Linked DNA regions of Homo sapiens: region 1 is linked to region 2. The links are chromatin contacts, found by Hi-C or POLR2A ChIA-PET in ENCODE. All regions are on one chromosome and are shown on one strand. Each heading gives the region's core, a stretch centred on a gene start or an enhancer-like site at or near the end of the contact. The rest is flanking DNA. Distances are from core to core; before and after follow the strand shown.

Region 1 (5,535 bases), core at 2,523-5,022, 40 kb before region 2:
ATCTCAAGGCTATTTCTATCTCGGGGCCTTTAGCTGCTGTTTTTTTTTTTTCTTAGCTTGCTTGTCATTCTCATCTTTGCAGGAGTCACTTCTTTACATTTACTATTCAGTTTTTTTTCTTGGTTTTACTTAATCATGTGAGCTAAAATAGGCAACCCCCTCTATCACATCTTCCTGTTTTATTTTCTTCATATCACTTAATCTAAAATATTTTTTAATTTATTATTTCATATAATCTGTCACTTTCTACTAAAAATTATCTATATCATTAGCATGTAAAAGACAGCACCAGGATAGCTGAATAGATGAGTGAATAGATCAGTGATTGTGTTAGTGAATGGATGGATGGATGGATGGATGGATGGATGGATGGATGGATGAATGGATAAATGGATGGATAATGGATGGCTAGAATGATGGGTGACTGCATGGATGGAAGGATAAGTGGAGGGATGAGTGGATGGATGGATGGATTGATGGATGATATTTGAGTTGGTAGATGGATGTTTGGATAGATGTGTAGATAGAAGGATTGGTGAGGGGTGGACAGATGGAGTGGGTGGATGTGTCAGTGGGTGGATGTGTCAGTAGGTGGAGAGGAGGATAGGTGGGTGAGAGATGGAGGGCTCGATGGAGAGATGGCTGCAAGGATGGATGGATGGGCAAATATCTGGAAAGTGAGTGGATGAATGGGTAGGTGTGGGAAGATAGGTAGATGGAGGAATGGGTGAGTGAGTGGATGGGATGATGGGTGGAGAAGAAAGGTTAGTGATAGATGGAGGGAGAATGGATGGGATGGTTCATGAAAGAGTAAGTTGGTCAGTGAATAGTTGCTAAGTTCCAATAAATGAGTCATGTGTTGGTGGGATTTGCCTCTTGTAGAATAAGAGAGGTGTGATCTATTGCTATGAGAGAGGTAGAGGGAATAGGATGACTATGTGCAAAGGTTTGAGAAAAAGAAGAGAAGCTTATCAAGGATGGGTAGTAGAGTGAAGCAGCAGTTAAAGCTCAGCAGTTCTGAGAAAACCTATGTTTGGGGGGTTGTGGTTAGCAGTCAGACAGAGTAGGGGCTCAGAGTAGCCTGAACTTTCTTAGTTAACCTACAGGACATGTCATTGATCTCCCCCTTATCTATTCAGTGCAACTGTCACCACCCTTCTATCTCCAGGAGGGCAAGGTGGGCCTCATTGAGAACACACTCTGTAATACCTTATATGGGCAAAGAACTGGCAAAGGCGAGACCTAAGCTTTGCACGAGGAGATGCTGTGTGGGGGGGGACTTCTCGACAGGAAAGTCCATCTGCAAAGTGAGTACGGTCATTTCCTCTCTTCCTTTGCATATTCTCTTGGCCTCAGTTTCCCTTGGGACGGGTCTCTGTGTTGCCTCTGCTTTCTTTGTGGTGTCCCTTGGAATTCCTGTTTCCTCTCCTCTGAGTGTCCTCCCTGGGCTCCATCCCTCAGAAGTCTCCCCTAGACTAGCCCCTTCCCCAGCGCATCTCAGCAGGAACATCTGCTGGAAGGATCTTCAAACAGCATTTTTTAATATATTTTAAACTTTTTATTAAAGCATAATATATATACACAAGAGTACATAATTAATAAGTATATAGTTTGGTGAACTTTCCCACACTGATACAACATGTTACCAGCACCCGAGAAGCACCCATGTGCCTCCTTCTTATCACTAACGCCCAAGGGTAACAAACACCTTCACTTTTAACACCGTAGATTCTGAAATTCCTGTAAGTGGAATTTACAGTCAGCACTCTCTTGTGTCCTAACAGTGTATTTCTGAGATTTGTCCATACTATTACACGTTGTTATGGTGTGTTCTTCTCACTGCTCGACAGCGCGCTATTGTGTGAGTTGAATTCTACATTGGATAAGTATTTGAGTAGGTTCCAAGTTGGAGGTATTATAAGTAGCTGTGCTATGTACATGTTTGTATTTGTCTTTGGGACACAGATGAATATATTTTATTGCATAGAATCCTATGAGTAGAATTGCTAGATAAAAAGATGTGTCTGTGTGTTCAGCTTTGGCAGAGGATAGCAAACCGCCTTCCCTCTAGCAGAGGATGAGAGCTTCTTTTCTCACCAACTTTTATTCCTTTCCATCTTTTCTGATTTTGGCCATTTTGGTGAGTGTGTAGTTTTTGGCTTAAAATTTTTTGTATGTTTATTATTATTGGATATCTTTATGAAGTTTCCCTTCAAGTTCTTTTTCTCCTCTCATTTTTCTGTTGGGTTGTCTGTCTTTTTCTTCTAGGAGCTCTTTATGTATTCCGGACATAAGTTCACAGTAAGATACATGGTGTGAAAATCCTTTTCAACCTTCTGTAATGTTCCATCTTATAGGTGGGGAAATTGAGGCCCAGAGAGGAAAAGTGGCTAGCCTAAGTGAGGCAGTACAACCTGGGCCCAGGTGTTGCGACTCCAAGGCCAACCCTGCCTCCACAACCTCTCCCACAGGTGGTAGCCTCTTAAGCTGACATCTGTGGGCCGAGCTTTTGCATAGACACCACTGTAGGGCAGAGAGGAAAGTGCTGGGACCCTGGAATGAGAGACATTGCTCCACCACATGTGCCTGCCCTGTGACCTGGGATGTTCTCTTCACCTCCTGAGCCTGGGTCCTCATCAGCTGCGTGAGGATTCCAAGGCCTCCTCCATGAGGTGGTTGGAAGGATGGCGTCCACTTGGAACCTCAGAGTGTGACCTTATTCGGAAGTAGGATCTTTACAGATGTAATTAGTTAAGAATCTCAAGATGAACCCATCCTAGATTTAGGGTGGGCCCTAAATTCAATGACTGGTGTCCTTAAAAGAGGGGGAGAGGCCATAGAGACACACATGGAGAAGATGGCCATGTGCAGAAAGACATGGAGAGGAGAGGGATGCCGCCACAAGCCAAGGAATGCCTGTGCCGCCAGAAGCTGGAACAGCCAAGGGAGGGTCTTCCCCTAGAGCCTTTGGAGGTAGTGTGTCCCTGGAAGCACACTGATTTCAGTTTTGTGGCCTCTAGAACTGTGAGAGAATACATTTCTGTTGCTTCTAAGCCACCAAGGTGGTGGCAGTGTGTTATGGCAAGCCCTTGGAAATGGATATGTTTGGCAAAGACCACAATGCTAGCAAAATGATAGATTGAAAACTAGAACCAGGTCTTTCCTTCCCCCTAGTCTGAGCCCTGAGTCCCCCTGGCCCGTGGGAAGGGCTCATTGGCAGCACTGTTTTCAATATTGCCCGGCAAGCTAACTGAGTAGTGGGAGGGAGCTCAGCCCACCTGCCTGCCCAGCGGGAGCCAGCCCCAGGCTTCTTGGTTTCCTGTCCACGTCCACATACTTCATTGTTCCTCCTTTCTGGCTGTGGCCTGGCCCCTTCTCCTCACAGAGTCATCTGTACCCCAGGGGGAGCAGGGAGCCTGCCCAATGCCCAGCCCTGGTGGGGCTCAGCCAACAAGTCCTTAGTCCAGCTCCCTTCCAGCCTTGTTCCCCACCAGCCTCTCTTGCAAAGGTCATGCCCCTGGAGCCTCAGGGCCAGCACACTTTGCCTACCTGCTGGACATTCCACAGTGCCCTCAGCCCTGCCCCTCCTCTAGTTCCTTGCCCAGGCCAAGGACACCACTGAGGTGGACATCTCCTGAGCCTTTCAGCCACCACTGCCTGTCTGTGAGATTCCATCTGGATTCATCTCCTGCTGAGCCATCTGCTGTGGTCCCCGCCTCCACCCTGTGGCTCTCTTCTCTTCCCTGCATGGAGCACGCAAAAACAGCTTTGAGGAGAGAGAGAGCTGCAGGGTGACTCAGCGCTCAGACTGCGAGCAGGACACAGCTGGTTGCAGTCTTCACTCTGTCACTTGCATGTGCTGTGACCTTAGCTAAGTTTTCTCACCCGTGCAGTGGGCTTGCTAACAGCCTCCACTTCATAAGGTTCCTGTAGAAATGTAGCACCATGCCTGGCATTTAGCAGGTGCTTAATAAGTGTTGGCTTCCATGTTCCTGGCCTTGTCTGTTTTCCTCTATCTGAGTTGTACTCATTCTTCTGGGCCTATCTCGGACCTGCCCTTTCACCCAATGTGGAATTCACCACCAGGCCCACCAGTTACACGTGGCTTCCTCTGTCTCCACAGTAGTGCAAACCACAGCCTAGTTTGCATGGGGTACATTAATGTTGGGACTTCCTCTGCGTACTCGGAGCTCCCAAGGGTCAGGGCCAGGAGACCCTTGGAGTCCTTCCCGTCTCTCCCAGACTGGCCCAGAATCAAGCGTGATGTTGGCAAGCAGGTGGTTCATCTGCATGGATCACTGAGGCCTGGAGTAGTCAGGGACCATTGCCCGGAGGACCAGGCCTCCTCTTGCCCTCAAACAAGCTGGGTGGGCACTCCGAGTAGGGAAGCACTGAGGGGTGGATCTGAGACAGCGAAGGCACTTTCCACTCCCAAGAAGACCCCGGGCATGAATTTGCCAGGGCTGCAGGAGCAAATCCCCACAAACTGGGCGGCTGAGACCACAGATGTCTATTATCTTGCAGTTCTAGAGGGCAAAAGTCTAAAATCAAGGTGTCATCAGAGCTGGGTTTTTTTCTGGAGGCTCTAGAGGAGATTCAATTTCCTTTTCCAACTTCTAGAGGCCGCCCACACTCCTGGGCTCATGGTCTCTTTCTCCATCTTCAAAGCTATCAGTGTGACCTCTGTGTCTGTTGTCATATCTCCTCCTCTGACTCTGACCCTTCTGCCTCCTGCCTTCCCTTATAAAAAACTTTGTGATGACACTGGGCCTTTTGAGATACTCCAGAATAATCTCCCATCTCAAGAGTCTCCACTCAACTCCAGTTGCAAAGTCCCCTACGCCATGTAAGATAACACATTCACAGGTTCCAGGGATGAGGATATGGATGTCTTTGGGAGTATTCTTTAGTGACCGCACCACGTCACCCCTTCTCTCTCCTCTGGCCTCCACTCCCCCAGCCCAGGCCCCTCCCTCTCAGTGTGCTCTCTTGCTTCTCATCAAACTGAGAAGATGAAGCAATGAGAAGCTCGCTCTTCTTGGCCCCACATCTGCCCACCCTGATCTGCCTAGTCTCTCCCCCTTGCCCCGATGGCTCACCCTGGGCCAACCCATCCTTGAGCACCGGGTCGCTAGGGCCTTTCCCCTACTCCTGTGTCCCCTGCCCTCCCTCTCATGCCTCCCACGTCAAGGCATGGCAACAATCTCCTCCAGCTACTGCCCCATTTCTCCACCTTTCTTCCCTGAAGACTCCTCCCAGGCCTGACTGCACTGAATCACCCAAACCAGCCTTGTCCCTCTCATGCCACCAAAGCCACTTTGTCCACAGCCTCTGCCTTGCCAGAGTCACTGCTCCCTTGACACATCAGCAGCATCTCACGCTCAGCTGCTGGTGCCAGTCGCCAGCCACTCCACTCCCACTTTTTGCTACCAGCTGCCTCTGAGGAGATAGCAGACTAGAGGCCCCCCAGAATCACCCTGAGGACAAAGAAAGAGGAGTTAGCTTTGGGCGATGATCATGTCTGAGACACCAGGT
Region 2 (5,987 bases), core at 2,466-4,965:
TTTGCAGTTAAGAAGCGTGACGATTGGGTTTTCATGCTCACGTGTGAGAAGTGCCTCCCTCAAACCTTGTTATGAAGTCAGCACATTACTGGTCTTTTTTATTTAAAAAAAAAGAAGAAACAAAAAAGAATAGAACAAGAGGCATCATGCCTTCTCATCACCATCAGATTGGATGTCCCACGGCCAGGGGCTCCATCTCCCCCTTGGTCTATTTCCAGAACAGGCCCTAGCCAGGGAGAATGTCGAAACCCCGGTGAGTGTCAATGAGCCTCGCTGAGACCACAGTTTAGGAGGAAACTGTTGAAAAAAGAGAGACATATGAAGGATTGTGAGTATCTGAAGTGTGTCTTCCCAACCTTGATCAAACAGGCCTGGCATTGAGCCCAAAAGTGGTAATAGTTTTTGGACATGAGTATCAAGGCAAAGAATACCAGTTGACTATAAAGATGCCTTTCTGGTCTTCCCTAGAACAAAGATGGAGAGGTGGAAGCACCTACTTCATGAAAGGTATTGGCTAGAAAGAGAAAATCTCACAGCCGTGGAGTGGGGGAAGAGATGTGATGTCATTTTTATTGAGACCAGGTCAAGGAATGTGCAAGAGGACTTGCGGGTACCTTCTGGAGCCCATAGCTCCTGGGCGCCTCCTATGGTTCCGTCTATGGCTCCTTCTAAGGATCTTCGAGTCCTCTCTGGCCTGCTACTTCCTGCATATCCAAGTGTTTTAACATTTTTCATTCTCAACTCTGTGTCAGGAGGATCTAAGTCCCCACCTTCCCTCCCGATCCCCAACCCCCAATTTGCACCAACTGGTTGGGCTCCAAGTCCCCAGAACCAGCCAAGTATTGATCAAGAGTTGCCCTGACAGTCACCTCCCCAAGCACACAGCTCTCTTCCTCCAGCCACAAACAATTCCCTTGAATTCTACACTCACCCACTAGGCTCAATTTCCCTCTGGTGTGGAGAGGCCTGGTAGTTTACCTCCACCTCCACGGAGCACCCACAGGAGGCATGATAATACTAGCCACCATTTCAGAGTCACCCTCGGGTGTCAGGCACTGTGGGGACTTTCACTGAACATATTATCTCATTTAATCCTCTCAGCAACATGCTTCCTCCTCTCCATGTACACATCAAGAACCTGAGGCTTAGAGGTGTTCAGTGAGTGACTCTCAGTAGGTGGCAGAGCTAGGAAGGAACCAAGGTTTGAGTGGCCCAGAGAGAGGCACTGCTGGTTATATCATCAGATGCGAATCTGTGCTGTCCTCAGCAAGGGCTGGGATACATGGGGCAGGGCCAAGGTGGGCACCTCCTAACATCGCTGAAAAGAGAAAGGAGCCCCAAGACTTCCCCACCCTGGCTCTTCTCCATGCCAGCCCTCAACCCCACCTTCAGGTGCCTTTGTGGTAGAGCTGTTCTCCAGAGAGGGCAAAGAAAGAAAATTCCTCCTCTGAGACACCCTCAGGACAACTGTAGATATCCCTCATGCACCATCCTGATGGGACCCCTCCCCAGCCCAGGGCAGGGAACACGGTCCTCTGCTACCTCCTTCCAATATTCCAGACCCCACTGCTAAATTCCCCACATTGCCTCAGGACCCATCGTACTCTTTCTAGCTCCCACTCCCTCTCTTCTCTCCGCCATTCTCAGAAGCATCCCCTGAGTCTTGAGAGAGAGGGGGGCTTTCTCAATCCCCAGGAAGACACAGACCAGCTCAGAAAACCCCACCTCCACTGAACCCAAATGCAGACTTCACAGCTCCCAGGGAATTGTGACAAGTTAGTGGGAAAATCTTCTGCCAGCATGGATGGTAGGATGCTTGAATTCCAAAGGTGACAGTGTACCTCCTACCCCAGGTCCTTCTAGAAAAAGGATCATTAATCAGTCTAGGAAGACTTAACACTGGGAAAGGAAGCTCTGGAAGGCCTTATCTCCCCTGCCCCTTCAACCCAGGCAAGGGACCTTCCTTCAGCTCACCCAGAGAAAGGCTCCACAGAAGTCATATCTAAACTCTTTAGCCACAGGACCCTGTCTTCCAATGAACCAATGTCACATACTCCCAGGATAGAAAACTGCTGAAAGCAGGGCTGGCCTGGGTGTGGGCTGGGGCCGGAGCCTGCCCTGCTTTGCCAGATGCTGAGCACCCAGCCTCTGTGCAGTTGGTAGCTTTATTCCCATGACTGCCTCCGCCGTCACCTGCTGCACTGTGAAGGATTCCATTTGTCCTTCTAGAAGATGGGCATTATTTTTCTCTTCTCACTCCCTTACCTGGCCCACAGCCTGTGCCTTTTGGAGTGGAGGAGGACATCCCAACCTAGGGACAGGGACATTTGGAGAGGAGCCCCATGAAGAGTTGCCATCTGGGACCCTCTGCCTCCCACCAGGACACTGCCAACACTGAGCATCCTTTTAGTTCCACAAATTCTTGCTAGGCCCCTATAAAGATTCGCCCAGCGTCCTCTTCCTCTAAGCTCCCACGTGCTAGAACTCCCACATGCTAGAAGCCATGAGGGGTCTCTCTCAGGCCAGAAGGAGCTCTGGGATCCTAGCCCTCAGCAGAAGGCCCCAGGCTTTCCCACCTGCTCCCAGCTCCTCTGAGGAAGTTGATGGAGCCTGCAGAGCTGGGCTGGAGGAGGTCTCCTTTCCCCAGAGCGGGGCTGGGGGTGCGGGTAGGTGGCCTGGAATGTGCTCTCTCACCCTCCTCCTGCCCATGTGGTAAGCAGCGAGAGCCCCCAGCCCTCCAGCTCTGAGGGGAAGCTCCTGTGAGCCAGACGGACAGGACAGCTGCCCCCAATAGGGTCCCCTTCACGGGCCATCTCACCCCAACTCAGACGCTAAAAATGGTTCTCCGCTTTTCAGCCTCCGCGCCTGCCCACAAATTAGTGTCTCCAACACAGCCTCTTGGGACATGACTTTAGGGAGGCCCCTGGGGGAGCCGGGAGGCCCCAGTAAAGGGAGATGGTGCTGGCAGAGTCCCTTTCTGAGGAGACAAGAGTGGATAAGGCCCCCCTCCCAGCTTCTGGGACCCCCCCCCCAAAGAAGGCCACCCAGCCTCAGTGTGACAGCCCTGTTGTCCTCACCATGGCAGAAGAACAGACATTATTTCCACCCCACTGGGGCACGCTCCCCTCACCTCCACCTCCAGTTCTGTCAGCTTTACCCTCAGCCACCATCCTGGGCACTGCTCTGCTGGAAGAGAATGCAGCAACAGGAGATGGGGGAGCCAGCCCCGCGCCCTCCCGCTTAGGGTCCAGAACCCACCTTGCCAAACCTGGGCTCCCGCAGTCAGCCCACAAGCACGGAGGCCAATGGGGAAGCCAAGTCAGGGAAGCCTGGTCTCCCTGCTCGCCTGATATTTAGTCTCAGACTCTTCTCCCCTCCCCAGTCCCGCAACGGTCAACTTGGAAGGGGGTGAACCCTCTCCGGGATGCCCACGCCCCAGGGCACCAAGCAAGCAGGTGTCCTGCTGAGGCCAGGACTGGGTGCAAGCCAGCAGCCCGCAGTACCAGGTGGAGACAGGCGGGCAGTACTCACAGGTAAGCCGTCAGGGGATCCAGGTCCCCCGGTATGGCGGACAGCCCAAGCTCAAGAGCAGTCGGCAGACAGCATGATGCCGTCCTCCTGGCAGTGGCAGGGGGCCGGGCAGGCGGTAGGCCCCGGGCCGGGCTGGGGGGCGCAGCCGGCGCTCGGGGAGGCGCACACAGCGGCGCGAAGTCACAGCGCCCGGAGCCTGGGCGGGTTGGGCATCTCGGCGGCCGGGCTGCTGGGTCACCTGGCGGCCAGGCGCGCAGACGCACGGGCGCGGTGTCCGCAGCTGCTTTCTCCCGGTCCCGGCGGGCTGCGCCGTCGGTGGGGACCGCCCCGGGGGCTCTACTGGGCGTCGGCGGCGGGGCGGTGCAGTCAGAGAGGAGCAGGCATTGTTGAGTGATCTTCGTTATTCAGTTTCACAGGCTGGGCTTGGCAAGGGAGGGAGACCCAGCCGGAGGAGGAGTCAAGGAAACTTTCTACGCTGCGGCTAGCTCCCTTCCCTCCTTCCTTCGGAGCTGGCAGGAATTTCATTCAGGAAAGATAAAAAAAGGAAAAAAGCAAAGAAACCCAAGCGAGCAAAGCTCAGCCCGTCAGAGACCTGCACTTGTTTAGAAAGGGTGTCCCAGGGCCTTGGCTGCAGGGCTGGGGACCCTCTTGCCTTTGGGGATAGCCACGGGGTCACATGGGACCCAGAGGAGATCTCTGAAAGAGGCCTTGGGGCTCTCATAGCCCCTCATGCCTTCACCACGTTTCACACTGGAGGAAACAGAGACCCAAGAGGAGAAATGATTTGTTCAAGGTGACACAGCTGATAGGGCATCCCCAGAGCTGGAACTCGTCAGCCCTCCTCGGCCTTATCCTAGGACAAGAGAGAGGGGAGTGAGGGGCTACCCTGGAAGAGGCCAGGCTGCGGAGGGTTCCACTGCAAGCTGGGATGACCCGGCAGTGGGCAACCAGGAGCAGTCTCCTCCCTGAGAGGTCGCGCCTTGACTCCAAAGAAACGGGTGTGGAGTTCCACTCGCTGAGTGCACCCTGGGTGGAAATGCACTCCTGCAGCCTCTGTCAGGTTTACTGTCAGGTTTACGGGGACCACCTTGATCCCTGCTCCCAGGACCTCGGCAGGCTGAGGGACTGCGTGCAGCTCAGCTGCTTGTCAAGAGGCCACCTCAAAGTAAGCAGATTGGCGCCACCTGGAGGCCGGGTGCTGCACCTGCAGCTCGGCCACCCTGAGGCTGGAATCCCACCAACTGGCTGACCTGGCCGGCCCCAGAGCCCTGGTGAGCAAAGGGCACGGTGGTTAAAACTGAGGCCAATCCCTGTTCTCTCCTTAGACCATAGTGAGCTGGCTGTGCTTCCTTCACGCAGCCTCTTGCTGTCTCTGGTCTCTCCCATGCTGAGCCAAGCCCCAGTGCAGAGCTAGAGCAGGCTGTGGGCACCCCTCCTTCCTTTTTTGCCCTGTCTCCCCATGGTCCAGCCAGAGGGTATACCAGAAACCTGGGACCTCAGAGGCATCCAGGATTTCTTCCACCCTGTCCTTCCACATGCCAGAATCCTCTCATCAACACCTCTCCACTCTCCGATAACCTCCCAGGGCTAGAGGGGCTGCATAGCCGGACCAAGAAATGAGCAGACCCTGACCCTAGGCCTCCCGTTGGTGCCATGGCGCTGAAAGTAGAAGATGAGCCTCCTAAGAAGGCTAGAGGATGGGCCTACATGACCAGAAAGACTCACAGATAGAGCCACCTTTGCCCTATGGCAGAAAGCTACCACAGGCCAGCCTGCACTTCCTTCACTCAACCATAGCCTTGGCTCCATCTCATTTGCAGCTCCTGCTGCTCCAATGTGAGATTTTCCCAGAGTGGAAAAGCCATGGTTGAGCCCTGTTGCAACCTCAGCAGCAGCTGCTTGAGACAGACTTGGGCAGCTCAGAGCAGAGCCTCCAGCCTGCTTTTGTGAGGGTCATTAGGGGGCCCACCCTCAGCTCCTGATAAACATGGCATATGGAGGACACCGGCATTTAGTCCTCCTGGGAGGGCACCAGTGCTTTAGTCTCGTTCTGGGAAAGCTCCCGGCTGAGCAGCCAGCACGACCTCTGTACCCTTCTTCAACCAGGCCTGAGAAGGACCCTCCTGACTTCTGACCCGTTGCACCTTAGTAGGAACTCAGGTTGGCCAAAGAGCTCTCCCCGCTTCCCCTTGGGGAGACCCGACTCCATTTCAGGGACTCTTGCTCTGATCTTTCCAGGCTTTCTCTGTGTCCTCCCAGGGCCTTCCACCAGGGGCAGTTAGTGTCCAGCATCAGGCACTGCACCTGGAAACTCCCAGCCTGACCAGGGAAGCAGGCAGGAGCTCATGTGGCCACCAGCAATCATGCACATGGTATGCAGTGCAGTCCTACAGTGTGTGGGACAGACAGCTGCCTCCCCACCCTCTTTTCTGGTCTCTGCTGCTCCTCCTGGTTTT

Evidence for each region. Hi-C counts contacts between places; a loop is a spot of excess contacts on that map. ChIA-PET counts read pairs that join two places held with the same protein, here RNA polymerase II (POLR2A). Pooled maps may share reads with other maps.
Region 1: a map with no recorded cell type shows a loop between it and region 2 (1.9-fold over the local background). The contact joins the enhancer-like site here to the promoter of LINC00475 in region 2. A Hi-C loop is called at or near these places in 2 of 168 maps with a recorded cell type or tissue (PC-9 and posterior vena cava), 5 of 37 single-sample maps with no recorded cell type and 6 of 50 pooled maps. POLR2A ChIA-PET finds 5 or more read pairs at or near these places in 5 of 52 experiments (AG04450, K562, MCF 10A and 2 more).

What each region holds. Positions count from the first base shown.
Region 1 is chr9:92,179,293-92,184,827 of GRCh38, reverse strand. It overlaps the pseudogene PRSS47P. Among named protein-coding and RNA genes, the nearest start is that of LINC00475, 41 kb to the right of the region's middle. Within about 2 kb of position 3,772, at least 2 of the 41 ENCODE cell types and tissues checked have a DNase peak (open chromatin) inside an H3K27ac peak, as active enhancers do.
Region 2 is chr9:92,139,195-92,145,181 of GRCh38, reverse strand. It overlaps LINC00475 (long intergenic non-protein coding RNA 475), which reads right to left and starts at 3,715. Exons shown (of 4, transcript NR_027341.1): 1 at 3,532-3,715. It overlaps LOC124902345 (small nucleolar RNA U13), which reads left to right; the gene lies at 1-99. RefSeq lists enhancers at 2,851-3,429, 3,430-4,009, 4,589-5,168 and a silencer at 3,686-3,865.